Regions from separate parts of the Mus musculus genome. Here all the other regions are linked to region 7. The links are chromatin loops, found by intact Hi-C in ENCODE. Cell type or tissue: heart. All regions are shown on one strand.

The links. Hi-C counts contacts between places; a loop is a spot of excess contacts. Peaks named below come from ENCODE experiments on the same cell type or tissue, not always from the same donor. Only the 100,000 strongest peaks of a DNase experiment are listed, where the experiment ranks them.
Region 1: it touches region 7 in a loop (4-fold over the local background); 19 of 42 quality-filtered maps call a loop at or near these places.
Region 2: a loop joins it to region 7, with 3 times the contacts of the local background. A loop is called at or near these places in 10 of 42 quality-filtered maps.
Region 3: a loop joins it to region 7, with 3.0 times the contacts of the local background. A loop is called at or near these places in 11 of 42 quality-filtered maps.
Region 4: a loop joins it to region 7, with 8 times the contacts of the local background. A loop is called at or near these places in 9 of 42 quality-filtered maps.
Region 5: a loop joins it to region 7, with 4 times the contacts of the local background. A loop is called at or near these places in 21 of 42 quality-filtered maps.
Region 6: a loop joins it to region 7, with 7 times the contacts of the local background. A loop is called at or near these places in 10 of 42 quality-filtered maps.

What each region holds. Positions count from the first base shown.
Region 1 is chr8:11,633,169-11,637,168 of GRCm38, forward strand. It overlaps Ankrd10 (ankyrin repeat domain 10), which reads right to left and starts at 2,589. Exons shown (of 6, transcript NM_133971.3): 1 at 2,243-2,589. The coding sequence starts at 2,449. Mir7238 (microRNA 7238) reads right to left here and starts at 2,568; the gene lies at 2,526-2,568. In heart, a CTCF peak has its summit at 1,931; DNase peaks (open chromatin) are centred at 417, 1,993, 2,623 and 3,323; H3K4me3 peaks cover 3,844 bases; H3K27ac peaks cover 3,487 bases.
Region 2 is chr8:11,449,254-11,453,253 of GRCm38, forward strand. Col4a2 (collagen, type IV, alpha 2) reads left to right here. Exons shown (of 48, transcript NM_009932.4): 48 at 1-34. Among named protein-coding and RNA genes, the nearest start is that of E230013L22Rik, 27 kb to the right of the region's middle. In heart, a CTCF peak has its summit at 1,580 (motif pointing right); DNase peaks (open chromatin) are centred at 1,055 and 1,678; H3K27ac peaks cover 583 bases.
Region 3 is chr8:11,614,637-11,618,636 of GRCm38, forward strand. It overlaps Ankrd10 (ankyrin repeat domain 10), which reads right to left. Exons shown (of 6, transcript NM_133971.3): 5 at 1,179-1,274. Among named protein-coding and RNA genes, the nearest start is that of Mir7238, 19 kb to the right of the region's middle. In heart, a CTCF peak has its summit at 1,876 (motif pointing left); no DNase peak of the experiment used is centred here.
Region 4 is chr8:11,505,310-11,509,309 of GRCm38, forward strand. Naxd (NAD(P)HX dehydratase) reads left to right here. Exons shown (of 10, transcript NM_001190357.1): 4 at 122-210; 5 at 1,398-1,506. Among named protein-coding and RNA genes, the nearest start is that of Naxd, 9.8 kb to the left of the region's middle. In heart, a CTCF peak has its summit at 1,655 (motif pointing right); a DNase peak (open chromatin) is centred at 1,652.
Region 5 is chr8:11,548,203-11,552,202 of GRCm38, forward strand. It overlaps Cars2 (cysteinyl-tRNA synthetase 2 (mitochondrial)(putative)), which reads right to left and starts at 2,569. Exons shown (of 15, transcript NM_001359137.1): 1 at 2,297-2,569; 2 at 2,056-2,106. The coding sequence starts at 2,475. In heart, a CTCF peak has its summit at 1,644 (motif pointing right); DNase peaks (open chromatin) are centred at 1,679 and 2,549; H3K4me3 peaks cover 1,612 bases; H3K27ac peaks cover 1,282 bases.
Region 6 is chr8:11,600,305-11,604,304 of GRCm38, forward strand. No RefSeq gene overlaps it. Among named protein-coding and RNA genes, the nearest start is that of Mir7238, 33 kb to the right of the region's middle. In heart, CTCF peaks have their summits at 1,884 (motif pointing left) and 2,084; a DNase peak (open chromatin) is centred at 1,887.
Region 7 is chr8:11,698,738-11,702,737 of GRCm38, forward strand. No RefSeq gene overlaps it. Among named protein-coding and RNA genes, the nearest start is that of 1700128E19Rik, 16 kb to the right of the region's middle. In heart, a CTCF peak has its summit at 1,808 (motif pointing left); a DNase peak (open chromatin) is centred at 1,784; H3K4me3 peaks cover 465 bases; H3K27ac peaks cover 1,088 bases; H3K27me3 peaks cover 657 bases.

The DNA.
Region 1 (4,000 bases), 66 kb before region 7:
TTTAAAAGCATTTATGCTGAGTGGAGTGTTCTTAAAACACACACACAAACCTCCTATAAAGGCGTTCACACTCATGGTAAGTAAACATCGGGCTGTAAAAATTGTACAAATTGTACTGTACTGTAAAAAGTGCAGTAAACTCTTTATAGTCAGACTTTCCCACACCGTGCACAACCCCGACACACTGAACTGCCCCAAAGCCCAGTCTGTATCTCTCTCTCTCTCTCTCTCTCTCTCTCTCTCTCTCTCTCTCTCTCTCTCTCTCTCTCGGCCTTTAAAACTGAACAGAAACCAAGTATGCGAGATAAATAACTAACTATAATAAAAGAGTCACACCACGGCTGAGCTCACCCAGTAGGTGACTAACTCAAAGACTGGCAAGCGCAGACAAGATCCAGCCAGGTCCCACTGCGCTGGCAGCTGGCTATGAGTCCACCACATTCAACATGTGCCTACACTGGCCAGGAATTTCTTCGGTACTTACTTGTTCTCCAATTTTGGACTGTCTGTTTCTCTTCAACTGACCACAGGCAGTGAAGAAGCTGTGCTTGGTTGCAAGCAATTCCTGAGAACAAACAGCACCCCGAACCTCCTATCTGTCTCCCCAAGCAAGGTAAGCTTGTCCTTACAAAGGACTGGTCACTTCAATAAACACAGATTCTCTGAGTTTTTATTGATCGGCAGGCTGCAAAACTTGCACAGTCCACAGCAAACAGACATTAGGACAGTGTTAGAAAGTGATGGCTGGCCAGGCGGTGGTGGCGCACGCCTTTAATCCCAGCACTCAGGAGGCAGAGACCGGCGGATTTCTGAGTTCCAGGCCAGCCTGGTCTACAAAGTTAGTTCCAGGACAGCCATGGCTATACAGAGAAACCCTGTCTCGGAAAACCAAACCAAACCAAACCAAACCAAAAAGTAATCGCTGGTGAGATTTCCCAAGGGAAACATACAAGTACAAAGTGGCAGTAAGATGAACAGGTGTCAAGAGAAAAGCAGTTAGTTAACCTTTAACGTGGAGCCAGGATTTGAACCTGTTAGCTATGCCGTGTTCAACCTAGGAAACTGGCTTTGGAATTGTGGAGGGTCCTTTTAAATGGGGCATCTGGTAAAAGCAAGATAGTTAGCCTTCACAATGGCCAGTTTTCCGGGAATAAATAAGCCCCATAAATTACTGGGTAACCTGAGCATCACTGGTAGGTACAACCTAGGGAAACACGCTGGAAACCTACAGGAGGGAGAGCAGTAACACATGGCCCGGCTGGGGTGAAAGGCTCAGCCTTTTCGCCTCTAAGAGCTTTCCGTAATAGTTGGAACGGGTTAACAAGATGGTTCCGTATCTTAAGACCATCCAGGTTTCAGATAGGAAAGCTCAGAACTACAACGTCCTCGCCTCCGCTACAATACTGGTCTCCAAAGTCAAGTCTACAACTCGTTCTCCGTAGACGTGAAAATGCTCCTTTAGCTTTAGATCAAATTCTGGTAAACAGTACAGCGTGAATTTTGCCGCTTTATGGCGCAGAAGCACTTCTGTGTGCAGGTTAACTAAGGCGACCACGAGAAGGTGGATTCCCAGCGACTACCTGCACCCAACTGCATGCCACCTTTCAACACCAGGAGAACGGGGCCAATTAGCGCAGCTTACACAGGACGGTCCCGGTGGAGAGGGGGCCGATAGGCATGGCCGCGACCCCGCCGTCGGCCATAGCAGGTGCAGACTTGACACCCCCGGCTACGAGGGCAGCGCCCATCCCTCCGTGCCTTCAGGGGGCCCTGCACCCGGTTTCCATTAGACAGAAGCGCGAGGCCCCCAGTTTCCTCCTCGCCACGATTCCCGAAGCCCGGCGGCCTCCGCGCAAACGGCCTCAACTGCAGTCTGCCCGCCCCGCTCGGAAGAGCCACAAGTGTGCACATGCGCCCTGGATCCTTCGGGGGAGCCGGCGAGACGGACCCCATTTCCGCCCCGCCTCCCAACACTCCCCGCGCCCCCGGAGGTCCTGGGTCGCGCGCCGCCCGCCGCACATGCGCCTTGAAGCCCTCGAGGCGCCCGCGGCGTCTGAGCAGCTTCCGCGCCCCCCACCCCCCACCGTCCTGGGTCGCAGACCGCGCGGTACCGCACATGCGCCCTGGAACTCTCAGGGGTTGCGCTGCCGCTGCCGACCGCGCTCTCCAGACACCGTGGGGTGCGCTCTGACCCTAACAGCACACCACGCGGAAAATGGCGCCTTAAAGTGCCCGCGCCCACCTTGCCGAAGTGCGCAGCCCAGTGCACGGGCGTCCAGCCGTAGAAGGAGTCCTCAGCGGCCAGGTGAGCGCGCGGCGTGTGTGGCAGCAGCGAACAGAGCGCGACCAGGTCCCCGTCCCGGCAGGCGCGGTGCAGCGGGAAGCGGAGCGACAGCAGCTCCTCGCTGGAGAAGCCTGCCTCCACGGCCGCGCCCGCTCCCGCTGACATGATGGGTCGCTAGGAAGCACGCGACTGATCGGCCAGAGGAATGTGCCGGTGAAGGCCTGCGAAGCTGCCGCCACTCGAACACAAAGGACAGGCGAGCTGCTGCCGCGTCCCATCCGCATCCGAGCGCAGCGAGCACTGAGGGCGGGACCTGAGCCACGGGGCGGAGCCTGCGCCTTGAGAGGGTGGGGCCTAACAGTCCGCTGCCTCCGACCGCTGCTGACGCCCGTGGTGGGGCGAGGCCCGCGCCTGGATAGGGTGGGGCCTCCCGCAGGTGGTGCTGAGGCTGGCGCCTGGGATAGGGCGTGGCCTTGGCTGCAGGGCGGGGCCTTCTCAGGGTCTGCGCAGGAACGCCGCCTTAGGCGTCTGGTGGTGAAGTTAGGGGCTGGGAGGCGATCACCGCTTGAGGAGGCCGCTACTGATGCCAACGCTGAAGGTGTAGGGGTTGAGGGTGGGCCTGCACGTTAGTGTGGTTAGAGGGACGAGACTTGCCGGGCAGTGGTGGCGCACGCCTTTAATCCCAGCACTTGGGCGTCAAAGGCAGGTGGATTTCTGAGTTCAAGGCCAGCCTGGTCTACAGAGTCAGTTCCAGGACAGCCAGGGCTATACAGAGAAACCCTGTCACGAAAAACAAACAAACAAACAAACAAAACAAAACAAAAAAAGGAGGGGGGAGACTTGGCTGCGACTGAAGCCTGAGGAGGCCGCGCCTGAGACCTCGCCTGAAGCCGGAGGCCTACGACCCTGGCTGTAAACCTTGCCTGGGGCAAGGCCAAAGCCCAGGCCGGCCTCTCTGTGATTGGCAGCTGAAAGCCACGCCTTAACTAAAGGAGGAGAGTCTGGGATTTGGAGCGGAGCGGCGCTCTGGTCGATTCCTGGGGCGGCTGGGCGTGACCTGGCGCTGGTGGGTGTGACCTGGAGCGGTTGGAGCTCGGCCGCAGGTTCCTGCTGAGGACGATGCCTGAGGCGCTACTTCTAAATAGAGCTGCTGCTCTGCCAGGCACACTCGCGAGTGGGGACTCAGGACTCTGGCAGCCGGCCCTGGCCTGCTTCCGCGGTTGCCTGAGTTCCTCCAATTAGTGTTTATTGGGCGCCTGCGGAGCACAGCTCCTCATTAAAAACCCGAAAACAAGGGTGCAGCCAGTTAACTTCGGTATGCCTTAATTGGAATGGATGCCAGAGAGAATCGAGAGGCCCTGGCGTCTGTAACTGTAAAGCATGAGTCACGTGAGCAGGCTGGGCACATGGTGAAAGAAATTTTAGAAAAATTGACTACTAAATTCTCTTTCCAATGGTACAATGCTATGGTTGTAAAAAATTTGAAATTTTTCTTTTTTCTTTTTCTTTTTGTTCTAATTTTGGTTTTTCGAGACAGGGTTTCACTGTGTAGCCCAGCCTGGTCTACTCACTCTGTAGACCAGGCTGGCCTTGAACTCAGAAATCCTCCTGCTTCTGCTGGGATTAAAGGCGAGCACCACCACCTCCTGGCTATAAAATTTGAAAATCATACTGAGCCATTAAGGAGTAGACACTATTCATGGAAGTTTTACTTTT
Region 2 (4,000 bases), 250 kb before region 7:
AACACCATAAATAAAAGATATTCTAAGGACTTGACTATGTTTTCTGTCCCCCGAATCATTGTGTGTGTGTTGTGTGTGGTATGTGTGGTGTGTGTGTGTGTCTGTGTATCTGTGTGTGATCTGTGTGTGTGTGTGTGTGTGTGTGGTGGGGGGGGGTGTCTTATGTGTGTGTGGTGTATGTGTGTATGGAGTGGGGATGTGTCTGTGTGTGTGGTGTCTGTGATGTGGGAGGGGTGTCTGTGTGTGTTGTATATGTGTGGTATGTGTGTGTGGTGTATGTGTGTATGGTGGGGGGAGGGTTGTCTGTGTGTATGGTGTGTGTGATGTGTGTGGGGGGTGTCTGTGTGTGGTGTGTGTGTGTGTGTGCATGTGTGTGTGTGGTATGTGCATGTATCATTCCTCAGGTGCCACCCACCACTCTTTATTAGGATCTCTCATGGGGCTAAAATTGCCAAGTAGGCTGGCTGGCCGGCAAGCCCCAAAGATTCACCTATCTTAGCATCAAGATACAAGCTGCTCTTTTCTGTGTTTTGGCAGATTTGATCCCTGTCTGTATTCTCATGACATTTTTTGGGAATCCACATGTCAGAGTGAGGAACCTGGGCACCTCTAAGTGCATCTCCAAGGTTCATTTGTTAGTCCCAAGATGGCTTCCATCTCCACTCAGCATTTGAAAGGCACTTTGCCAGGACATAGTTCAACCTCTGATAGCCCTGGAAGCTACCTAGGATGTGGCCTTGTTGGAGGAGGTGTGTCACTGGGCCAACCTTTGGGGTTTCCAAAGACTCACAGAGTTCTTGGTGCTTTCTCTGCAGTTGTGGATGAAGATGTGAGCTCTCAGCTGTTCCCTCCCTCCGCTGTCATGGACTCTGATCCTCTGAAACTATAAAAGCCAACTAAATGCTTTCTTTTATAAGTTACCATGGCAATGTTGCTTTATCACAGCAATAGAAAAGTAACTAACACGGTGTCCTTCTGGGAGGATGGAATGCAGACTGGAGGCCCCATCGCGAAGCCACACAGGGACATGGAGAGAGCACATGTCTTCCCTGGTTACAAACGTACCCTGCTCTAACACCGCCTGCAGATAAACTTCTGCTGAGTGCAGGACTGACAGGAAATGCTCTGACCCTTGCATGGCTAAAGTCCAAGAACAAAGGATAGCTGGGGTGGGAGGAGGCAGCCTGGTAGATTAATGCTGTGTTGGTATTAACCAGCCCTAACAATGCAGTGATTCCCACAGAGCCATATGATGCTCCAAGGGACAAACCCAGCCTCTCTCTGTGGTGGGCTGTGATTGTCCTTTTGCCTTGTGATGGCTTAGTCTTCATTTTATTCTTGAAGGGCCCTGGGCATCCCTTGAGCTCTCCTACCCCACTGCTCCCAGGAGGTGCTCCACCAGGGTTAATAGGTCAGCAAATTCAACTACCCACAGAGATCCAGACCTCTGTGACTCCCCACAGGGAGAAACCGAGTGAGTGGTGAAATGTGAAATGAGAGCTATTAAACTGTCCAAGGTCAGGGGAGAGACACTTCGGAGATGGAGAACCATTTGGTATTCAGTGACAGAAACAGCTCTAGCCACTAGAGAGCAGCCTATGACCTGCAGAATCGACTGCATTATCCCCCAGCTGCACAACCTCCACTTCAGTCCTAAGAGGAGCAGGGTGCAGCAGAGTGCTTGGCTTGGGGACCACACCAGGCTCATTCTAGCTAACAACACACATTGGCCTCAGAGGCCCTTTGCAATCTGTGAGCCTCCAGTCCTCATCCTAGAACAAACATGCTTCCAGCCAGGGCTGCCTCTGAGGAACAGGGCAGTGGGCTCCATGTGCAGACCTATCTATCAATAAGCCAAGGAAGAGTCTGGGCCCACAAACTTCTAAGACAAGCATCACGGGGTTTTGGTGTGCTGGTGTGCCCTATACTCTGCCTGGAACTCATTGCAGGTCCAAAGAAACCAATGTAGGAAGAGAGGCAGTGCGTGCTACAGAGGCGTGAGGAACAGGGACAGCAGCCAAGGGCAGGAAGCACGAATAGGAAATGCCATCCAGACCACCCCAACTCTGGATGGAGCCAATGTACCTTCAAGGGTCACAAATGCCTGGAGAGGGGATCACACACCCAGCTAAGGTCTCCGGGAACCTGGGTCTGTCTTCTCAGAGACCTATGGTCATCCCTCCAGTTGGGGACCCCCAGGACTAAGGAACTGAAGATATATTCAGTGCTATTTTCTCTCCACTGTGGGAAAGAAACCATCTCTCTCCCCTGTCTCTAGAGGTTCCTCAAAGGTACCTATGGAAGACTATGTAATGGGCAAAGTGGGAACAAGGTCCTCGTCTGAGGCTGCTTCCTGTCAGTCTGCAGCTCTTCCTATACTTGGGGAACGGGTGGGTATGACTATTGTGCTTTTTAAGAAGCTGGTCCCAGGAACTAACCCTGTGCCACACACAGTGCTCCATACCCAAATACCGCTGGGAGAGAGCTGTTCTCCCAAGAGTGCCAGCAAGCCTGTGAGCACAGGTAAGACCACCACTTCTGCTCAAATTCCTGACCCAAGAGAGGGACCTGCCCAGAGCCATCAGGTCACAGGAACCAACGAACAGCCCAGGACAGGACGGTTTCTGTGTGCACCCAAGAAGCTGGTCCCAGGAGGGAAATTGGGGCTACAGAGAGGCAGCAGCCAGAATTTACCACTGCTAACCTCAAACTTCCCTGCCACCATGGCCAAGTTTGATTCCTCAAAGGCAGTGATAAATGTCTGGAGCTGTTCCTCAAACCTGAGTGACAATCCCAACAGGCTTCTAAGGTCCCTGACAGCAGCAGCCATGGCTCCAGATCCTGGGGCTACCACACTGGAACAAAGGAAAGAAGGGTGTTTGGGCATAAGTCCCCAGACCATCTTCCCCATCCTGTAGAGATCCACACTGCCCACAAAGGCAAGTCACCCACTGATGACTCACAGAACTGGTGGCTTCCTAAAGAAACTCAAGTCCTGTAGCCCCTTAAATAGGACCCAAAGACCTGGTTCCCTATGGAGAGACCAAGGCTAATAATGTACCAAGTCCCCAAGAAGAATGCTCAGGACAGGGTGCCAGGGTTCGGCTTAGGACACCATGTCACTTGATGGGATACAGACTACATTTGATGAACTGCTCCTCACCCAGGCCACACAGGGCCAGTGACATTCAAGAAATAGACAGGAGTGTAGTGAAAGCCAGCAGCTACTTTTAGTTCTAAGTAGCAAACACACAGCACACTGAAGTGGAAGTAGCAGTCTGTCCCTGAGTAGCAGCCCCTGGCCATACAGCCATTCAGGAAGACAGCAGCTGAGAAACTCAGTGCAGACAGGACTCAAGAAAGATAATACTATGAAGAAATGATGCTGGGAATTCACCTGCCCACCCAGGACCTTAAATATGAACAGCAAAAGCCATGTCATGTGACCACATTTTCACTCTGAAGTGTCAAAAGAATAACCCCAGGTTGAGTCACACACTTCCCAGATGTGTTACTGGCCAAGATACATCTCGAGGACAGGAAGTACAGCTTCTGCCTCTATTGGGGTGCTCCAGCTGTTTCAGAAAGAAGCAGACTCACTCAGTTTCAGGTTTTAACAGGCTATTGTGAAACTGAATGTGGGGACTCTGGGACGCCCTTCAGCAGCAGAAGCCTTGGCGGTAATGTTCTAGCCCACTCTCCACAGCAGGTACAACATTGTGTCTGATCTGAAGGATGCAGGCTTTGCAGGAAAGGCCACTCAGGCCTGCAGCAACCGGGCCAACCAAGACATGAGCCTTCAGCAGCGTTAACAAAATCCACCCACAATGGGCTGGCCTCTCTGCCTCATAGAACCCCAGTTTCTGCCTGCTTGCTCTCAATGAATTTCTAAGAACACAGGCATTATTGTCTCCCACATTTGCCTGTCAGCTTCTTGCAGAGCAGCTGCCTCCCACCCACAGGAAAACCACAAAGAGGTTTTGACTTGGAAAGGGGGGTA
Region 3 (4,000 bases), 84 kb before region 7:
CGTTTCCTGAGTCAGACAGTACTGGAAAACACCAGAAGGCCCACGTGGCCTTCTGACATCCAGGACGACCTGCCTGCTGGCATGAGAAGAGCGAAGAGCTTCTTTCTCCTGCCTGACCAGGAAGGGAACAATGCTGTCTCCATAAAGGAGAGGCTCTGGCTTTTACCACTTTTCCTCTGTTAGGCAAAACAGCCTCTGCTGATTTCAGAAACCATTGCTTTAAATGAACATTTGCTCTGAGCAAACTGTTCATGGGTGAGCACCCAGTGCATTAATGATTTGGCCAAAGTTATCACCACCTATGACAGAGCAAGTTCTGGGCTTGACAATATTACCTGTGGGTTAGGAAACACACAGGTGACCTTTTATTTCCAGTGAAGAAATGAACACCATAACAAAACACTTTTATATAAAAATTAGCCATGGTATTTTTGTTATCACCCAAAGATTGGGGAAAAGGCATGTGCCAAATAAATACAGCATTTTAGAAATCCTAAGTCTAAGAAAACTCAGCTCCTTTGACTTTGAAACATTAAAGTAAGGGTTATGTTGTAGTCTTCTGGACACTGTAACACATAAACTCTGCAGAAAATGATCAGTATTTTACAGTCTTCAAGGGAATGCTAGACACCAAAGCAACCAAGAGCGTGGGGCAGTTATCCCAAACTTGTCTTGAGTAGGTCACAAGCCACAGCCACCACCCTCACAGTTAGTTCCCAGCATTTCCGTGAGCTAGCTGTTCACCTGCTGCACTCCCTTCAGAGTATGAGCAACAGCATGTGCAGAGCCACCCAAAGGCCACATCAGGAAACCGTAACTGTAGACCTCATGAGAAACAAGCAAGGCACATCATGTAACAGCTTCAAATCTAACAGGGAGATTGCGCTAGTCCTCATAGCAACAGAATTTACCAAAAACACTTAATTCTTGCATCTGTACAAGTGCCAAAAATTATAATAGAACCCTTTTTTTTTTCTTCAAGACACTGGACAAGAAAGTGCAAAGTTTGAGAACTCAGAAATAGTAAGCATACTGATTCTTGCAACGACAAGGGGTTTGCATTGCTGAAACAGTATATATCTCTATTTCTTTAGGTCCAACAGAACTACTCTCCTGTTGCTTGGTGTCCTCCACCACTGGGGTGTTGTTGCAGCTAACAGGAAACTGTCCAGTCCCACCTGATACAGCAGCACACTCTCTGTCCACGTGCATTCTGTCGGCATCATCTTCAGCCTCTCCATTTGCTAGAGGCATGGCGTGATCCAGGCTGGGAACTGCACAGAAAACGAGGTTTTAGATTCCGTGTCCATAAAGAAAGCAAAGACAGTGCTTTGCATCGCTTTTATCTACACTACAAGCTTTACAACTCTCAAGTAATTTAAAGAAGCAAAGATCACTAGTAAACCTTTATATTATTGTGAAATTACTTTCTACAATAAAAAATATGCAATTTCAGCTCAAAGTCACACATTCCAGATTTTTGCTCATTTTCTTGATGCCAAGAGTCTTAATTCTCAGATGGTTCTTTTGGGGAACACAGAGAGTTGTATAACCTGCAGATAATTCTAAGTTTTCCTGCACCACCCCCTCCACAAGTGAGTTTAATGAAATTTACTGAAGACAATTCTTAATATGAAGCATTCAAAGCAATCATGACATTTAAAATTCATCTACTAATTTCACTAAAAAATTTATGCAAAGGGTTATGTTCAAGTACAGTTTATCCACAGGCTCCCACTCCCAGCAATGTCCAGATTGAGCTCCCTGAAGAAATACAGGAACCTGAAGGCAAACACACAGGCACAGGCCAGAGGACCCGGGAGAAAGGAGCTGGGCCACATTCTCTCCCCTTCCTTAGACTGCCACCCTGTGCCCAAGAGTGGAAGTGCAAAGATATCACCACCACCACCATCATCATCACTCTCCCCTCATCTGTGCCAAACCTGACAACCCTCAGTGAGGACCAGCCCCTCTCTAACAAATGGACTCTTAATTCTAGTAAGAATGGTTTAAAAAAAAAAAAAAAAGTTCCAAAAATTGCTACTACCCATTGCTTCACTGGCACATACTTCAGTCTGCTTTTCACTCAGGAAGAGTGAAATCACTGTCCAGGTGTGGTTCATGCAACCAAGAAACAGAAGCAGGCAGGTCTGAGTTTGAGGCAAGCCACAGCAAGTTCCAGGTTAGCCATGGCTACAGAGTAGCCTGTATGTATCAATCAAAAGAAAAGAGACTAAAATGTCATGTGCAGGAAATTTTATGAACTACATTATCACGAGGTTTTAGATTCCGTGTCTAAATAAAATAAGCTAGACCCTGAAAAACAAAATACTGCTTCTTACATGTAAAATTTAGATTTACACACACACACTTGGGGGAAAAGTCTAGAGGGAAGGGGAAAACAGCAAGGGCCATTACACACAAACATATTACACGTATGAAAATGCCACATTGGAGCCTATTATTTTCTATGCTAACTACTTCAAAAGATCTTTTTTTTTGAGACAGGGTTGGAGCTCAACTCAATTTGGGTGGCCTTGAACTCAAAAAGATCTACCTGCCTCTGCCTCCCAAGTGCTGGGATTAAAGGTGTGTGCCACCAATGCCCAGAAGAATCTTTTATTTACTGTTGGCTACAGACACCTTGGGCACTTGTTTTGAGCCTGGGGTGCCTCCCTTCTGCGTGTTCACAAACAGCACATTTACACACTCATAAGCTCATACTTGTTAACATTCCTTTAATAAGTACCTACAATTATTTCTGGGTCAGAGACTACAAATAAAGCAACTCAGCATTCAAAGTTTTCATAACGGGAGAATTTCACAGCTTTAGGCCGTCCTCATTTCAGAGGCACAAGAGTCTTTCCCAATTATTGATTATCCAGCTGAAGGGGTAACAGATGCTCCCCAGGGTGATGTTTCCCCAGGACCCGAGGACAGCGAGGACAGCGAGGCCACGGTTCAATGCTCATGCCCAGCCTATTGTCTCTAATCAAACCCCAAGCACTCTTGAAACACACCTGCTAGAGGCTAGACCCATACTCAGCATCTCAACAGGCCTTGTACAAAGTGACAATTATAGGTTCTTGTTTTTGTGCAAGTTCACATCTCTGAAAATTAGATTAAATACCTCTTTAGCTACTGACTAGAAATGCAGATGTGGGGTGTTATCTATATTCTCAGCACTCAGAAGGTCGAGACAGAAGGATCATGAGTCTGAGGGCAGCTGGATCACATAGTGAAACTCTGTCCCCAAAATAAAAACAGCCAACAAATGTGAAGGGCATTTTCTCTGCCTGCAGCCACAAAGCCCCAGGAGAACAGGGACAAGATTTTCATTCTCCATGCCCCAAACCTAGGGCAGTTTCCTTATCATGGAATGAAGCTCACATCAGCCAAGAAAAACAAAACATAGGAAGGTAACTCTTCCTCCAGTATTAAAACCATCAATGATTGTTGATCTCAAACAGGTCTGGGGGGTGCAGTAAGACATGGATGGAACTATACCAGCACAGGGCAGAGGAGCCTATCACCATAGGAAGGCACTGATCCAGCAGGCTGAGCAGGAGTGAAATTCTTCCATAGTCTACAGCTTAGCATCTCATTTTCTGAGTTGCTAGGAAAACAGATCTTGGCTGACATCTTCATACAGGCTCTCTCTTCCTCCTGCCTATGAACAGCTGTTCAGCATGCTGCACACAGTCACCATAGCTATCATCTACTTTTCAAACCGCAAAATTGATCTCTCCCAATCCTAACGACACCATGTTTGGATTTGACATGTGTACCACCCCACTCTCCTGTCACTGGTGTTTGTACTTGTAGTCTGTCATTGCTGAAGAAGCAATCTAAGCTACATCTGAGAAAGCAGCCTATGGATGTCTCAGTGACCCACGTTTATTCTGCTTGGGTTTGGAAGGGAAGCGAGCACTACCTCACCCACTCTAGGGGAACCTGACATCTTTCCCTCTTAAAGTACATGCATTTACATGCACATAAC
Region 4 (4,000 bases), 190 kb before region 7:
TTAGTTATATATGAACAATTTACCTCGTGTGTGTGTGTGTGTGTGTGTGTGTGCGCGCGTGTGTGCGTGCGTGCATGCCTGTTGAACATGGCCTTCTCTGAGTCCACCTCTCACTTCTCAGGGTGCAGATTTGACCCACGTGTTCTGTGCCAGGGAGGCAGCGCCAGTGATCAAGTCCTACAGCCCAGAGCTGATCGTCCACCCAGTCCTGTGAGTGCAGAACAGGTGTCTTTCCCTGCGGCAGCACTGCCACACTCCTGTGTCTGCTGGGCTTCGTGACACATACCTGTCACCCCAGCTACGTATAGCTCAGGCCAGAAGCTTGCGAATTGGAGGCCAACTTGGACAACAACCCTATCTCAAAAGAAACGTCTAAAAGGTTTAGGATGTAGCTCATGAAGTGGAGGTTTGATCCCCAGCACCACAAACAAAAAGAAAGCCATAGTGAGTCACTGTTTCACATCAGCGTAAGATGGCAAGAAGGCTGGAGGAGAGACCGAGGGCTTGAGAGGCAGCGGGTGCTGTGCTGTGTGTGGGGACTGTCTCAGCGTCATTTGGGGCCTGTGTGGGCAAGGTCACCTGAGGCACTTGCTCACAATGCTTGGGCTCCATAGGGTTCAGTGGGTGGCTCTGTGCTGAGCAGTGTGTGTCCCAGGGGCTCCTCAGAGCTTCATTGATGATAGGGCCCACGTCTCCCTGGGCAGCGCCACCAAACACTGAGACACACATGCCTAAGAGAGCTCAGGGTCGTGTTCTTTTCTGTCCCACTTTGATCACAATAAAAATAAAGTGACTCAGCAGTGAGTGCACTCTGCTCTGCTCCTGCAGACGAGCCGGGGTCTATTCCAAGCATCCGCACAGCAGCTCACAGCCGTCTCTAACTTAGCTCGGGGGCTCTGACGCCCTCTTCTGACCTCTGCGGGTACTGGGTACATGTGTAGTATACAGACATACACGCAGGGAAAAATATTTAACGAAGTAATGCAGGCTTAAAAAGCTAAAGCAAGAGTAAGCCCATCCATGGAGGAGATGCAAAGGCCAGACGCATCCTGGGGCGGGGAGAGGGTGGGCCGGGGCTCAGCCACTCAGCCAACAGTCTGCACGGGAGTCACTGGTGCTGGGCCAGCCCTGACCTCTTGTGGTATTCCGGGATATGAGTGTGTGGGGTGTTCTCATGAGAGGTGGCCAGGGAAAGGGGTCCGTGGGAACTTCTGTACTAGTGTGCACATTCACTGTACACCTACATTATTTTCACGATAAAAGGTTTTAGAGCTGAGATGTACGGCACTTCCCTACGTGTTCAGGGTCCTGGGTTCAGTCCCTAGTATACTCACAACGTGGTTTCAAGTAAACAAATTAAAGCCTAGAGAAAACCATTCTGCATTTTTCTTTGTTAGTGACAGTTCCAATGCTGTTGAGGAGGTGGAGAAATGGCTCCCCAGGCTGCATGCCCTTGTCGTGGGACCTGGCCTAGGTAGGGATGACCTTCTTCTCAACAATGTCAGGGTAAGTGGTGTCCTGCCAAGCGCTCGCCCTCACACATAACAGTGGGGCGAGAGCATTTCTTTGGTTCTTGGGGCCCAGTGCATGCTGTTGGTCTTTGGAAAGCAGATGGAGTTGAGCTGAGGGGCAGAGGGAAGGGAGGCCACCAGGAGGCGGTATTGGGCTTACTGAACAGGGCAAAGCCGATGAGTCTCTTTACTCTGGAGGTTTCTAATGAGCAGCTGCAGGAAGCACAGGTTGCATGACATTTCCTGCCTGGTTTCATGGAGGTCATTAAACCTGAGGTTTGGGCAGACTTGCAGCTGGTCTATGTCTCTTCTAGTGTAAACCTGCTTACCAGGGCTCTTGGTGGTCTCTGCATCTGTCAGTTTAATGAGAGGAACGGATTCTGTACTGTTGTGACTGGGCAGCATGCTGTTGCATCTGTAGTTCATATTGCAGTGTGTCAGGTGTTTCCTCCTTCCCACATCAGTCAGCACTCGGGTGGAATCCAGTGTCCTAAGTGACTGGCTCCAGCTCTCTGGCTCTGGCGGCGCCTGTACCTTCCCCAATCTTAGGATCAGTCTCTTGATTTGCAGAAGAGGCTGGGGCTGTGGGAGCTGACCCTGTAGATCAGCAGTTCTCAGCCTCCTCCTGCTGCACCATTTAATACGGCTCCCCAGGACTGCTGCATTCACAATAAGCTCGTTCACAAGCTGGTTTAGACCTAAGTTGTCTGGAGTGCTCTCACCACACCCTGTTTCTTCTGCAACTTACTCTGTGGGTCCTAGAGGCACTTAACCTGGGGTAGGCATGTATCTCTCACTTCTAAACAACTTTTAATAGCTATCTCAGAGCTGTGTACTTACTGTTAGGCTGTGTCTTTGAGTGGCGTTTTATGTTCACACACACCTTCACAGAGCTCTGCTCCAGGGAGCCGTGGCTCATCCTTCTAAGAGAAGCATGGCTCACTGTGGCAAGCCTTTCCAGTGTCTTAAGTGTTAGCTGGGCTGCTACTCTGCTGTAACGGGGAAAACTAGAAGAGACCCTGGTGTCACATTGCCAAAGACCATGAAATCAGAAATGGACCTAAGATCTGAATTGCAGCACCCTGTGGGTTAACAGTAAAGCCAGAGTCACAGCAAGCAGGCTGATCTTTGTTAAGGAAGGAAATGGGCTTCTCTGAGGCTCATGGGCCCGGACCTTGCTTAGGAGTCTTTTGAACTTGGGCCATTGCCAGACATAATGTATGCTTCTTACCCAGGCACATTTCTTAGTGTGCTGAGAGTTTTATGTCAACTTGACACCACAAGCTAGAGTCATCAGAAAGGAGGGAGCTTGAATAGAGAAAATGCCTCCATAAGATCGGCAGTAGGCAAGCAGGTGGAGCATTTTCCTGTGACCCGGAAGCACTGTCTGCGCTTTTGCCTCCTCGTGCAGGGATGCAGTTGTGTGGGAGGCTCCTGCAGGCTTTCCAGCAGGCAGGGAGACGCTCAGTGTCAGGGCTGAACAGGGAGACTCAGATCAGCTCAATTCTGGTAACTACTGCTGGGCCAAGACTTCTTAGAGCCTGTCTTAGTCAGGGTTTCTATTCCTGGACAAACATCATGACCAAGAAGCAAGTTGGGGAGGAAAGGGTTTATTCAGCTTACACTTCCATACTGCTGTTCATCACCAAGGAAGTCAGGACTGGAACCCAAGCAGGTCAGGAAGCAGGAGCTGATGCAGAGGCCATGAAGGGATGTTCCTTACTGGCTTGCCTCCCCTGCCTTGCTCAGCCTGCTCTCTTATAGAACCCAAGATAGTAGACTACCAGGCCAGTGATGTCAGTGCCACACCAGAGATGGTCCCACCCACAAGGGGCCTCTCCCCCTTGATCACTAATTGAGAAAATGCCTTACAGCTGGATCTCATGGAGGTATTTCCTCAGCTGAAGCTCCTTATTCTGTAATAACTCCAGCTGTGTCAAGTTGACACACAACTAGCCAGTACAGAGCCTGAACCAGGCTTTAACCATTTAAGCACAGCACAATTCTGGAAAACAGAATTCAGATAAGTCAGTCCTGGTGCACAACAATTTAAGACATGCTTACAAAGTGCAAAGTGCATCTGTCTTCTTACACAAAAGTGGGTCCTGTGGACTCAAAGATGGTGCCCAAGGTTTAGGTCTATGGAGATTGAGGTAAACATAATGCCCTACGATAACACTGAAGTCACTTAGGCTGTTGTGATGCACAAGTGATGTCATGACGATGTGTTTCCGGCCTAGCAGCAGTACTCAGGATCTAGGGGAAGGATCTGGGGTAAATAAAGCATAAATCCCGGGAGGGAGACGTAGGCAGAGCCTGGCTCAGCAGGCAGCAAAGGGAGGGTCACCAGGGTGTAAACTGCAGCATTCCACGAGGAATAGCTGAGCCCGTCGTCCATCAGAGGTCGTAGGCTGTGTTTAACTTTTCCGGCTTCTCCAGTGCTTCTGTCTGCACAAGGCCTTCTTGCCCTCCACACTGTTCAGCTTGTC
Region 5 (4,000 bases), 150 kb before region 7:
CTACTGGGATTAAAGGTGTGCGCCACCATTGCCCAGCTGTTAAAAATTATGTTATTTTTGATTATCTTGTTTTATTTCATGTGCATGTATTTTGCCTGTGTGTATGTATGTGCACCATGTGTGCATCTGACGGTTGTGAGCCATCATGTGGGTGATGGGAGGAACTTAGTTCATCTATAAACAAGTACTCTGAGCATTACATCATCTCTCCAGGACACAATGTTTACTACTGCTACTATAGTGTCTGTGGTATGAATGCTCTGTGTGTGTGTGTGTGTGTGTGTGTGTGTGTGTGTGTGTGTGTATGTGTGCCTCTCACACACACAGGAGAGGCAGATGTGCAGAATGTATGTTGAGGTCAGAGGACAGTTTTCGGGGCTTGGTTCTCTCCTTTCACCAAGTGAATCTTGGGGATCAACCTCAGGTCATCAGGTTCTTACAAGAGGTGCCTTTACCCAGGGAGCCATCTTGTGGGCCCCATCAGCTTTATTCTTGAAAAGAAATGGGTTACAGTATAACACGCTACTATGTAACTTCCAAACAGTGTTCTACAGTTGATGCTTGGTTCATAGGGAACTAAGCCAAGTACTTTCTTACAAACTGGGTCCCACCTGGAGGCCCAGAAGGGCCTTGTGAGACGCAACAAAAGCAATCACATCAGTTTGGGACACTGTATTGCCTTTTTTAAGATTAAAGCTGTTGGATGAGTTTGCATGTATTTAAGTGTGTAAAAAATCCTGATACAAAACTCAATGTCAAGACTGTTTTGTTCTTGTTGCTTTAGGTCAGGGTTTCTCTGTGTAGTCCTAGCTGTCCTGGAGCTTGCTCTGTAGACCAGGCTGGCCTTGAGCTCACAGAGATCTACCTGCCTTTGCCTCCAGAGCTCTGGCATTAAAGGTGTGCGCCACCACTGCCAAGCAACAAGAGCTTTTTACCACTCTTGTTCTCTCGGATTGTCCCCACTACCCCAGTGCTGGAGGCAGAGACAGGTGGACCCTGGGGACGAGCTTCCCGGCCAGCGTGGCCTGTTTGTGGACTTCCAAGGCAGTGAGAGATTCTGTCTCAAAACAGACAGAAGGTAGCACTTGAGGATGACATCTGAGGATGTCCTCTGGCCTCCACACTTGCGTTTCATTTAGGTCTAAAAATACCCAATTAAGGATGCTGGCGAGATGGCTCAGTGGTTAAAAGCACTGACTGCTCTTCCTAAGGTCCTGAGTTCAAATCCCAGCAACCACATGGTAGCTCACAACCATCCGTAATGAAATCTGATGCCCTCTTCTGGAGTATCTGAGGACAGCTACAGTGTACTTACATATAATAAATAAATAAATCTTTTTAAAAATACCCAATTAAAACTGTGCAAGAGTCAGGCAGTAGGCGTATACCTTTTATCTCAGCATTCCAACAAAGACAGGGACATCTCTGAGTTTGAGACCAGCCTGGTCTATAAAGTGAGTTTCAGGACAGCCAAGACTACACAGAGAAACTCAGTCTCAAAAACAACAAACAAACAAAAAAGTGCAAGACAACAACTAAAATATCAAGAGATGGGAAATGTCAACAAATACTGCTCCAATGCTCCCTGGAGTCTAGCAAGACAGTATTCGGTCAGTGGGTCAGTGGTGGAGCACTTAGAACACTTGGGGGCGCTGTGCTAAGCGGCACTTCATAGACATTTCCAGAAACTGCCATGAAGATGTCATGTTGTCATTTCTGTCTTCACTCAAAATAAGAACCATGATTCCAGCAAGAATGTGATCCGTCCAAGACCAGGCAATGATCCCCCACTGTTGGATTCGGGTCTCTGGACCAACCTTAGAAACATCTAATTCGCAAACGGGTCACTCTCTATTCCTTCACAGTAACTCCAATGGGTATGCAACTCCAAACAGCTATGAAGACCAAAGAGACCAACATTCCGGTGTCTCACAATTCCCAGAATGCAATCATCACTCAGTTCACTTAACAGATTATAAAACAAGCTAACAGTTTACTCTTTGCACAATAAATAACCCTCTGACTTTGTCAAAGGTTCAAATCTAGGAAACTCACCAAGCATGGCCAAGATGTGCATGGTCGTACACAGTCGGTCCACAGCTATACCTGGGAACATATTAAGATCCACCATGTGAGATATGTAAAAGGAGCCCTAAGTCTTCCTTAACAACCTTCACTGAACACGCGCGGTGTTTAAGTGACGCTCGGGAGACCACGTCAGGCTTTCAGAATTGACTTGCCCCTGCGCACCTTCCCGCCCCGCCTCGCTCCGCCCTGCCTCTCCCGGCGCACGCACCAGGAGACTGCGTCCGAGCGGGCCACTATCAGCGGCTCCTTCCTGCCAGTGAGGCTGTTATGCACCTGCACGCCGGTGTCCTGGCCTTGCGGCCGTTGCCATGACCGCCCGCGCCGCCCGAGACCCAGCGCGGCCCGGAGCAGCAGAGCGCCGGGCCCAGGCCCGCGCGCCCGCAGCATATTGGGGACAGATCCAGCGAACAGGCGGAAGGCAAGATCCTGCAGGCCAGGCCCAGCCGGGCGAACCAGAAGCCACGCCCGTTCCTCATGGGGCTCCGCCCACTCCCGGAAGAGGCTACACTCTGCCTGAAGTCTGGCAATATTTAGGCATTTGGGCACGGTGGCAGCGGAAGAGAGGCGGGAACTTCGAACCCTTCCCCATTTTAGCGCAGATCTCCTCGCCTTTCCTTATGGGTAACTTGGGCTCGGTGTACATCATTGTGTCTGCTGCTGGGACCCGGTGTGCCCCGCAATATGTACCCAATCTCAGCACACCACTCCAACACACTATACACCATCCCGCGGTCATCATGTCCTCATTTAAACACCTCAATATGTGCGCCTTAACACACCCTGTACCCCATCATACGTACAGCATATCTGCAAGTATGTACCTTGCCACAATCAGTACGTGTAGATCAATACTACATACCAAACTGCTGTCTGCAACCCTGTACATGCAGTATTTGTGTACTTCTTACTGTTCTATGGGCTTAGAATGAAAGAACCACACCAGGAAATGATCCTTTCCTCAAGAACCTGTAACTGGAAATGCCTGTTGGAGAAACGACTGCCCTTCCAGAGGACCCGGGTTTGAGTCCTAGCATCCACACGGCTACTCAAAAGTTTGTAATTCTTGTTCCAAGAGGGGCCAAGGCTTCTTCTGGACTCATCAGACACTACATGCATGTGGTCCGCAGACAGACATCCAGGCAAAAATACCGTTACACATAAGAATAAATCATTTAAAACTTTTTAGAGTCAAAATAGTGGCATCCATCGATAATCAAAGATTTTGGGAGAGAGATACAGGAGCAGCAATGAGTTCAAGACCTGCCTCAGCTGCAAGAGACCCTGCCTTAAAAACAAATGAAAACGAGAGCAGAAGTCTATCGTTCATCTCTTGAGGACTGTTTGGAGTTACATTCAAATTACCCCCACAAATGCACCCCTACTGGTGGCTTACAAAAGTAAAGAGTCCTTTGCTTGTCCAGTCAAGTCTGTCTGATACTAAGCATGCTCAGGTCTTTCAGTATTTTTGGTCTTCCCCACCCTTTTTTTTTTTTTTTTTTTTTTGGTTTTTGGAGACAGGGTTTCTCTGTGTAGCCCTGGCTGTCCTGGAACTCACTTTGTAGACCAGGCTGGCCTCGAACTCAGAAATCCACCTGCCTCTGCCTCCCGAGTGCTGGGATTAAAGGCATGCGCCACCACGCCCGGCCTCCCCCCTTTCTTTGATGCTCTCTTGAAAGGCAAATGATTAGGCAGACATGTTGTTCCCTACTTTTTTCCTGAAAGTTCTGTCCTCTAACTGCTTGCCCGAAGCTAGACTTCCAGGTAATACAGACTGTGTTCTATGCACTATGGTAGTCAAATTCGTGGTCTCCAAATGTCCCAAGTTCTCCAGGAATATCATTCTTCCTCACAGTTACCTGCCATCGTGGCAGTTTGTCATTGTAAATGTGTGTGCACTTATTTGTCTCACTTC
Region 6 (4,000 bases), 98 kb before region 7:
CCATCAGCCTGTCTCAAGCCTCATGACTGTGCAGATTAAAGACACATGCCAGCACCATGCCCAGCTAGCTACTTTTTCTTGCTATGACAAATGTCTCTTGGAAATACTGTGGGGAGCAAGGGTTGATCCCTTTGCTGTGGTAGGAAAGGCATGGCAGAACTCATGGCCACCGGAGGATATGCCAAGGCTGTTCACACTGTTGGACCAGGGCACTGAGGATGAAGCAAGAGTGGAGCCAATCTACAACCCTGACAGGCCAGCCCAAGTGACCCGCCTTCACCAGTCAGTCCTCACAATACCCTGAAACAGCACCCCTACATGGAGACCAGGCATTCAAACATACCAGCTGTGGTTGAATGATGGTCCACACTCAAACCACAAGATCAACGGCCACTTTCTCCTGTCAGTGTTCCCAGGCCTCCTTGCCACTTACTGGCATGCATCCTTATGTGGCTGATTCAACAGAAGCCAGCTGCTCCAGCATAAAGCAGGGCTGTTCTGGCCTCCAGTTTGCCCCATACTGACGAGTAGCTACACCCTCAAGCCCAGGTATCCTGCTCCCACCTTAACCTTGAGAGTACAGGTTCCCCACCTATGTTCTTCCTTAGATCTCGCCTGCAAGTGACCCTTTTATCTTCCCCATATAATGTGACGGTCACCAGTTAGCTTTAGTAAGTAAAATCTCACTTTGGGTCTAAGAAAGTTTTTTGTTTCCTTTCTTAAAAACTCTTTATTTGTACATATGTGTGAACCTGGGTGAGTTTTTTGTGTACCGTGTGCATGTAGCAGCCCATGGAGGCCAGAAAAGAGAATCCCCTGGATTGGTGATCATGGGTGTTTGTGAGTCACCGTGTGGGTGTTGGGAAGAGAACTGCTGAGCCCTCTCTCCAGCCACCTAGTGCTGTCTTTAATAACCTTTTCTTACTCCAAAAGATTAAGGCCCAAATAGAAAAGGAGAAAATACAAGAAGCAGGGAACCTGCAGATGGAGTGTGGCCACGTGTGAATGTCTTCCTATCTGCTCTCACGCATGCACGCGCACACACACACACACACGCACACGCACACACACACACACACACACACACACACACACACCTTTGCTGTGGTGCAGATTCAGTGTGGTGAGGTAGGGGCCACCTTCACACTGCGCACCCTCTAGAGTCAGGATGCCTAGCTGTGCCTCTGACAGGCCTAAGTCCAGCCCTGCAGCATAGACATCTGCAGGGTGGCTGCCCCTGCAGGGACAGTGGTAGGGACTCGCCCTGCCCTGGGGCCACGTGAGCTTGAATGTGGGTATGTCAGTTCACTGCAGAGATTTGGGAGACAGATTCTGTTCCCAAAGAAACAAAAAAGTCAGAGCTAATTGCTTCTGTCTTATTTTCCTAGTTAAGCATGCAAAAGAGAAATCCGATAAAAGGCTATGTCTAAATAAGTTGAAAATAGCTCTTTCGACAAGTGTAAACTGAGCATGCTAGGTGTTGGGAACACAGTGTTTTCTTGTTTAATTGGAAACCATCCTTTTCTCCCCTAGCTGAATGTCAAAGGGATTCTCTGTGGATTGTCTGCAGATGTTTCAGCCTGTCGGTCCAATGCAACCTTGTAAGACAGTGGCAGACCAAGTGGTGGTCATCTGAGAGTCACCTGCTTCAGAGAAGGTGAACGAATGGAGGACCTCAAAACCCCTCACGTCCCACCCACTGGGGACGGCTGTGATGCTTTAGCTTGGCATAAGGTAGATAATGAATCCCTCTAACTTCCGGATTGAAGGCCCATACAAGAGGCTCAAACACCACTAGTATTAGTCTGCTGAAAATACATCCTAGAAATGATTCCACCAGTGGCCTTTTGGACTGTGATGGTGGTGATGCTGCCCCCTACTGGTAGAGGAAAACACAGTCGGAGCCCTGATCTAAGACTTCCAGGTTCGAGAGGGTTAGGACCCACAGCGGGCTGGGTGCAGAGGCTGCCTGCTAATACCTGAGCCCCGAGGGGAAGACTGCACAGCCCGGTGACCCTAAAGTGACAGTGTTGGTACTTTTAGCTAGTTCCAGACAGGACTTGCTGTTTCCCTCCTACTCACCACTTCAACTCTTAATCTTTCACATTTAATTTATTTGTGTTTGTGTATGTGGGCACACCTCAGTGCCCATGCGGATCGGAGGACAGCTTGTGGGAGGTAGTTTTCTCCTACCACGTGGGGCCTGGGGGTGAAGCTCAGTTTGCCAGCAAGCACCGTTACCTCCCCAGCCATTCTGCTAGCCCACATAGTAAATCTGCACGCTTACTGGATACTCGAGGTTGTAATGATCTGAGCTGTATTAATTTGTTCTGCTGTATGCTCAGCCCCTCCTCACCGGGTTGCTTTGATTCCTGTGTACCATGGACACTTGTTAAAAGTCATTCCATTTCATATGCATAGTACTTAGGAATACATTCGCTGTGCCAATGTGAATTATGTTTCTTTCTGATTTGTTTTTTATTCTGGGCTACTTTTTTTTAAATCTGTAATTTCCCATATTAGATATTTTATTATCAGCTCACATTAATTACACATGCCATGGGCTTTGTGTGACATTTTTATACTTGTATATAAGGCTCTGGTTATATTTTCTCATTACCTACGCTGTCCCCTCATGCTGATTCCCTTCCATTTACCCTCCAAGTCTGCCTCTGTCTGACCATCTGTTCCCCCTTTGGAGTTGAAATGCTCAAAAATCAGCAGCAACATTTTTTGTTAGTCTGAGCCACGGAGCGCTTGAAAGTGTAGCTGTCTTCGTTAGGGTTTCACTGCTGTGAACAGACACCATGAACAAGACAATCGTTTTTCTCTTTATAGCCCTGGCTGTCCTGGAACTCACTCTGTAGACCAGGCTGGCCTCCAACTCAGAAATCCGCCTGCCTCTGCCTCCCAGGTGCTGGGATTAAAGGCTTGTGCCACCACGCCCAGCCATAAGACAACTCTTTTTTTTTTTTTTTAAAGATTTATTTATTTATTATATGTAAGTACACTGTAGCTGTCTTCAGACACTCCAGAAGAGGGCGTCAAAACTTGTTACAGATGGTTGTGAGCCACCACGTGGTTGCTGGGATTTGAACTCCGAACCTTCGGAAGAGCAGTCGGGTGCTCTTACCCACTGAGCCATCTCACCAGCCCAAGACAACTCTTATAAGGACAAGATTTAATTGGGGCTGGCTTATAGGTTCAGAGGTTCAGCCCATTATCATCAAGGTGGGAACATGGCAGCATGCAGGCAGGCATGGTGCAGGAGGAGCTGAGAGTTCTATATCTTCATCTGAAGGCTGCTAGCAGAATACTGACTTCCAGGCAGCTAGGGTAAGGGTGTTAAGCCCACACCCACAGTGACATACCTACTCCAATAGGGCCACATCTATTCCAACAGAGCCACACCTTCTAATAGTGCCACTCCCTGGACCAAGTATATACAAACCATCACAGTAGCATAATTCCATTTACAGGGCTTTCCAATTTTCTAGTTTAGAAAATTACTACACATCTAAAATTTGCCTCAGCCATCCCAAAATACTCCACAAACATGATGCTCCCATCTTTACAGCACCTGGGGACCATCTTCAGTGCATCACAGGCTGCTCAAAAGCCAGCCCTGGCTCATGTGCCTTTGGGTACATTAGATATTGCTGAGTGTTTGGGTAGGATCATGGCTGCCTCCACTACTGTCACAGAAAATGGTTATACGGGTGGCTCAAGGGGGTAAAGGTGCCTGCCACTGAGCCTGAAAACCCAAATTCCACCTCCAAGAAGGTAGGAGAACCAGCTTAAGTTGTCCTCTTCCCTTCCCACAGGACCTGTGGCCTACGTATGCACGTGCACATTCACACACATATAAATAATGCAGAGAAGCAATGAGAGGAGGAGGGGGAGGAGGGAAGAGGTGAGGGAGGAGCACGGGGAGAGGGGAGGGCAGGAAGGGGGAGGAGTAGCAGACAGAGACTTGTACAGGAAACCAGGAACTTGAGTC
Region 7 (4,000 bases):
CGGATCGGGTAAGCCACGGGGGCGGGGGGTGGGGGGGGGGAAGAGGGGGCACTCTCAGGTCATCGCCTCAACACTATTAACACATGGTCTCTCCTCTCTCCTTCACGTGGCACTGATCTTGACAGTTACATATCCCCACCAGGGAATGTGGACACCACTGTGAGCTTTTGGGAGAACAGTTTGGAAGGATTTAAAAAGCCATGGAAAGGAAATCAGCACATAGGATGGGTGCCTGCCCATAGGCCCGTGTCTCCTGCAGTGCTGGGCTCAATAGCATGTTTTATTCTCGGTTAGAGCTTCTCTGGTTTGGCTGCAGTCTTACAATGAACCCCTACTTGCCCCCTCAATATTTTGATTTACATGGGTATCCAATCTTTTGACACTGAGACACAACAATATTGTTGTCTACAAAGTTCATGCCCCAAACTGAACAATTGAGTTATCAAAAAGGAAACTGCAACAAAAATCTCATGTTGTTTTAACTAAATTTATAATTTTTTTGGTTGGATGACAGTGATGACTGTTCCTGGATGCATAAAGCCCATGGACTGTGGGTTAGAGACTCGCACAACATTAGAGACCAACATTTTGAAGGCTGCAAGTTTTCATGAGATGAATGTGTGTGTGTGTGTGTATGTGTGTGTGTGTGTGTGTGTGTTTAAAAGGGTCTCACTGTGTAGCTGTAACTGGCTGTTCTGGAATTCACTATATAGACCAGACCAGCCTCAAACTCAGAGATCCACCTGCCTTTGCCTCCCATATGCTGAGATTTAAAATATATTTTTTAAATCCTTCTTGGTCAGGATTTTCTATAACTTGCTTCTAAAGAAACCCTGAGTAACAGGAAAAACAAAAACCGAACAACTTTTGTTCAGAATTTGTAATTCTGCTGATGTCAGCTCAAAAGGAGTCTGAAAGGAGCGCAGGCTCAGTCCAGGCCCAGCACCCCTCCTGCGGCTTCTCCATCCTGTGTCTTCAGAGTTAAAGGCTCTTTGTCTTTTATGCACAAAACCACATACTCATTGTCAAACTTCATTAGCAAGAAGCAGAATTACAGAAGCCAAAAAGCAAGGTTAGTGCGTTTAAGGCCTTTCCTGGAAGCACGGACCAGGTGAATGGGTTAGGTTTTTGTTCCTGCTTTGGCAGATGCTGGGAGCCTATGGGTTTGAAGGACAAAATGACCCCTCTAACATGATCAGCTGTGCTAAGGTCTGGGAGTCTGTTACAGTGTGGGCAAAAAATGCCCAGGAATTGGGGCCAGAACCACACACATACCTCAGACGGCAGGTCTGGCTGCAGCCCTGATTCACCTGGCAACTTGAAGAACTCTGCAGGACACATGGAATCAAATCTAACCAGGCTCTCCTGCAGTTGCCTTACTATACGCTCAGCTGTGTCAGCTCTGCCCGGGCTAGAGCCTGTATTCCCCGCATCCTCTTGTGGCACTGAGATACCGAGAGCATTGCAGAGGGGACAGCTGCCTGCTAGAGCCCACTAAAACCTACCACGGAAGCAGCGGAGCCTGGAGAGAAGCTGGGCTGCTTTTCTCCACATGCCCCAGGATGGGGAGAAGGACAGGCTTACAGTAGGATGCGCGTGTGCGTCCTGGTGTGCTTCTTGTGTGTGTGGCCCCGTGGATTGGGGCTGCTTGGGTGTGAAGAGGGTGAAGGGACACTTGGAGGTGGGAGTGTGCAGAGATGGACAGAGAAGTCCGACTTGGGTGTCTTTCACTAGGCATAGGACTCCTGCTGTCTCCGAAGCACAGACAGACCCGGAGAGCCGGTGTGCTGCTGGCGCCCTCTGCTGTCAGACCTTCCATTCTACACCCCTAGTTCCAGAGATAGGAAATTCACTCAAGTCGAGAAAACTCTGGGGTTTGGAGGGAGTTAAATATTAGCGAGAAAGAGGATTTCTACATCAATGAACAGTAGAACTGGGGGAGCCATGTGTATACACAGTTCATTATCATCCCCCAACCTGCCGAGATTATATTTCTGGTACTACCGTTAAGGAACTGTGGCCCTGAGGCAGAGACAAGCCTCACTTTTAGAGATGCCTAGCATTCTAGTCTGGGCTTCATCCAGCCCTGAACACTTGGTATCTCATTGGTTACACATTGGCCAAGGTCAGTCTGCCTCTGTCCTGTCCTAAAGCGGCCTTTCCACAGAGCTGTTCCTTGAGGGCAGAGGAGCAGGCAGCACACGCGCACTCGCGCACTCGCGCATACACACACACACACACACACACACATACCTCTAGTTTCCCCAAGTTATGTTTCAGAGGCAAAGGCAGGATCACGTCTGTCTATCCTTCATGCGGTTGTTCCCAAGGAAGATGAGGAGGGTGAAGATGAAGCCACGCCTTGTTTGGAGAAGGCTGATTAACCACAGCCTGGGTGAGACAAGAGGAACAGTGTCTTATGTTCCTTGCCTTGTTGCTGTGACAAGATACTTGACAAGAAGCAATTTAGAGAAGGATGGTTTATTCTAGCTCACAGCTCTTAAGATCTAGTCCTTCGAGGCAGCTGGTTCTGTTGTGTGCGGGTTCAGAGGCAGAGAGCAAAGAGTGGGAGTGCTAAACTCACTCTCTGAGGTTTGATTCAGTCAAAGCCCCTCGAGCCAATGGTGTGGTACCATCCACATTTAGGGTCTTCCTGCATCCACCCAGTCTAGAAACTGTCCTAGGCAAGCCCAAAGGTTTGTCCTCTTAGGTGATTTTAGCTGTAGCTCGGCAAGTGCAACCATCACAAATGGCTTGGTCCTTGTGTTAAAGTCCACTTGGAGTGAAGGAGGAAGAGAGCAGGAAGCGCCATGCAGGGACTGGAGCCAAGTGGGTGTGACAAAGCCACAGACCAGATCGAGATGTCCCCACCTGTCTAGGTCCTGTGTGTGTGTCAGAAGCTCCCCGGACCCATGTGGCATGGCACCTGGCAGATCTGGACATACCGTTTCCAGAACATGGGATCTGACGTGTTGGGCACCCACACTGCAGGGATTTGAGCAAGGCAGGTGCAGGAAGGACTCTGACTGTCCCTGCAGCAGGTGACAAGGCTCTCATGGGAGAGCTGCCTTTCCTAAAGGCAGAGGAAGGAATGCCGTGTCTCCCAGGATCCTTAGCTCAGCCCTGGTTTTAACTGGTCACACATGCCCACAGCAGCCCACAGCATGGGGGCTCTGGTTCTTAAGATGGCCTCCACACCACCTAACACTTAACAGTAAATGGGACCCACAGTAAGTGGAGGCGCATCCACGCATGTCTGTGTTCTTTGTTCCAGGGGCCCCGGCGGGAGTCTTACCTGGGGAGAAGGTTGGCTTTCTCCCTGGCAGCACCCTGTGTGATTTCCAGGAATGAGTCTCCCACCACATTCGTGGCAGCTCCAGGCTGTGTCCTCTGATAATGACATCACAGACAACCCGGGCCCTCTTTGTGGTGTGGCAGAATGTATTCTTTTAATTCAAAACAATGTATATGCATATGGGGTTTTGCCTGCCTGCATGGCTGTGTGTGGCTGTGCACGGCTGGTGTCCTTGAAGTCCAGAGGAGGGCATCAGATCCCCTGGAACTGGAACTGTATACCTTTGTGACCTATCACATAGGTGCTGGGAATCGAACCCAGGTCCTCTGTTAGAGCAAAAACAAAGCTCTTAACCACTGAGCCATCTCTCCAGCCCCAATTATTTTTCTGAAAGTTATATTTACCTTTAAGAAAGACTTTATTCTTTGTGAATGTCATGTTCTGTGTTTTGATCATTTTTACTCCCACTAACTCTCCCAAACTCATCACGGGTCTACCCTGCTCTCCTACACCCCCCAGGTGGGATTTCTGTGTATTTACACACATGTCTTCCTCAAATGTGTGTTGTTGGCAAAGGAGAAGTGGCCCAAAGCCCTAACCAGGAAGCTCTTTGCAATTGATACTGAGATGCAATTGCAGCTCAGTAGAGAGGAGAAAACTCATTTTCCTCCAGTGGAGTGACACTTTTATATGCACCATGCATCA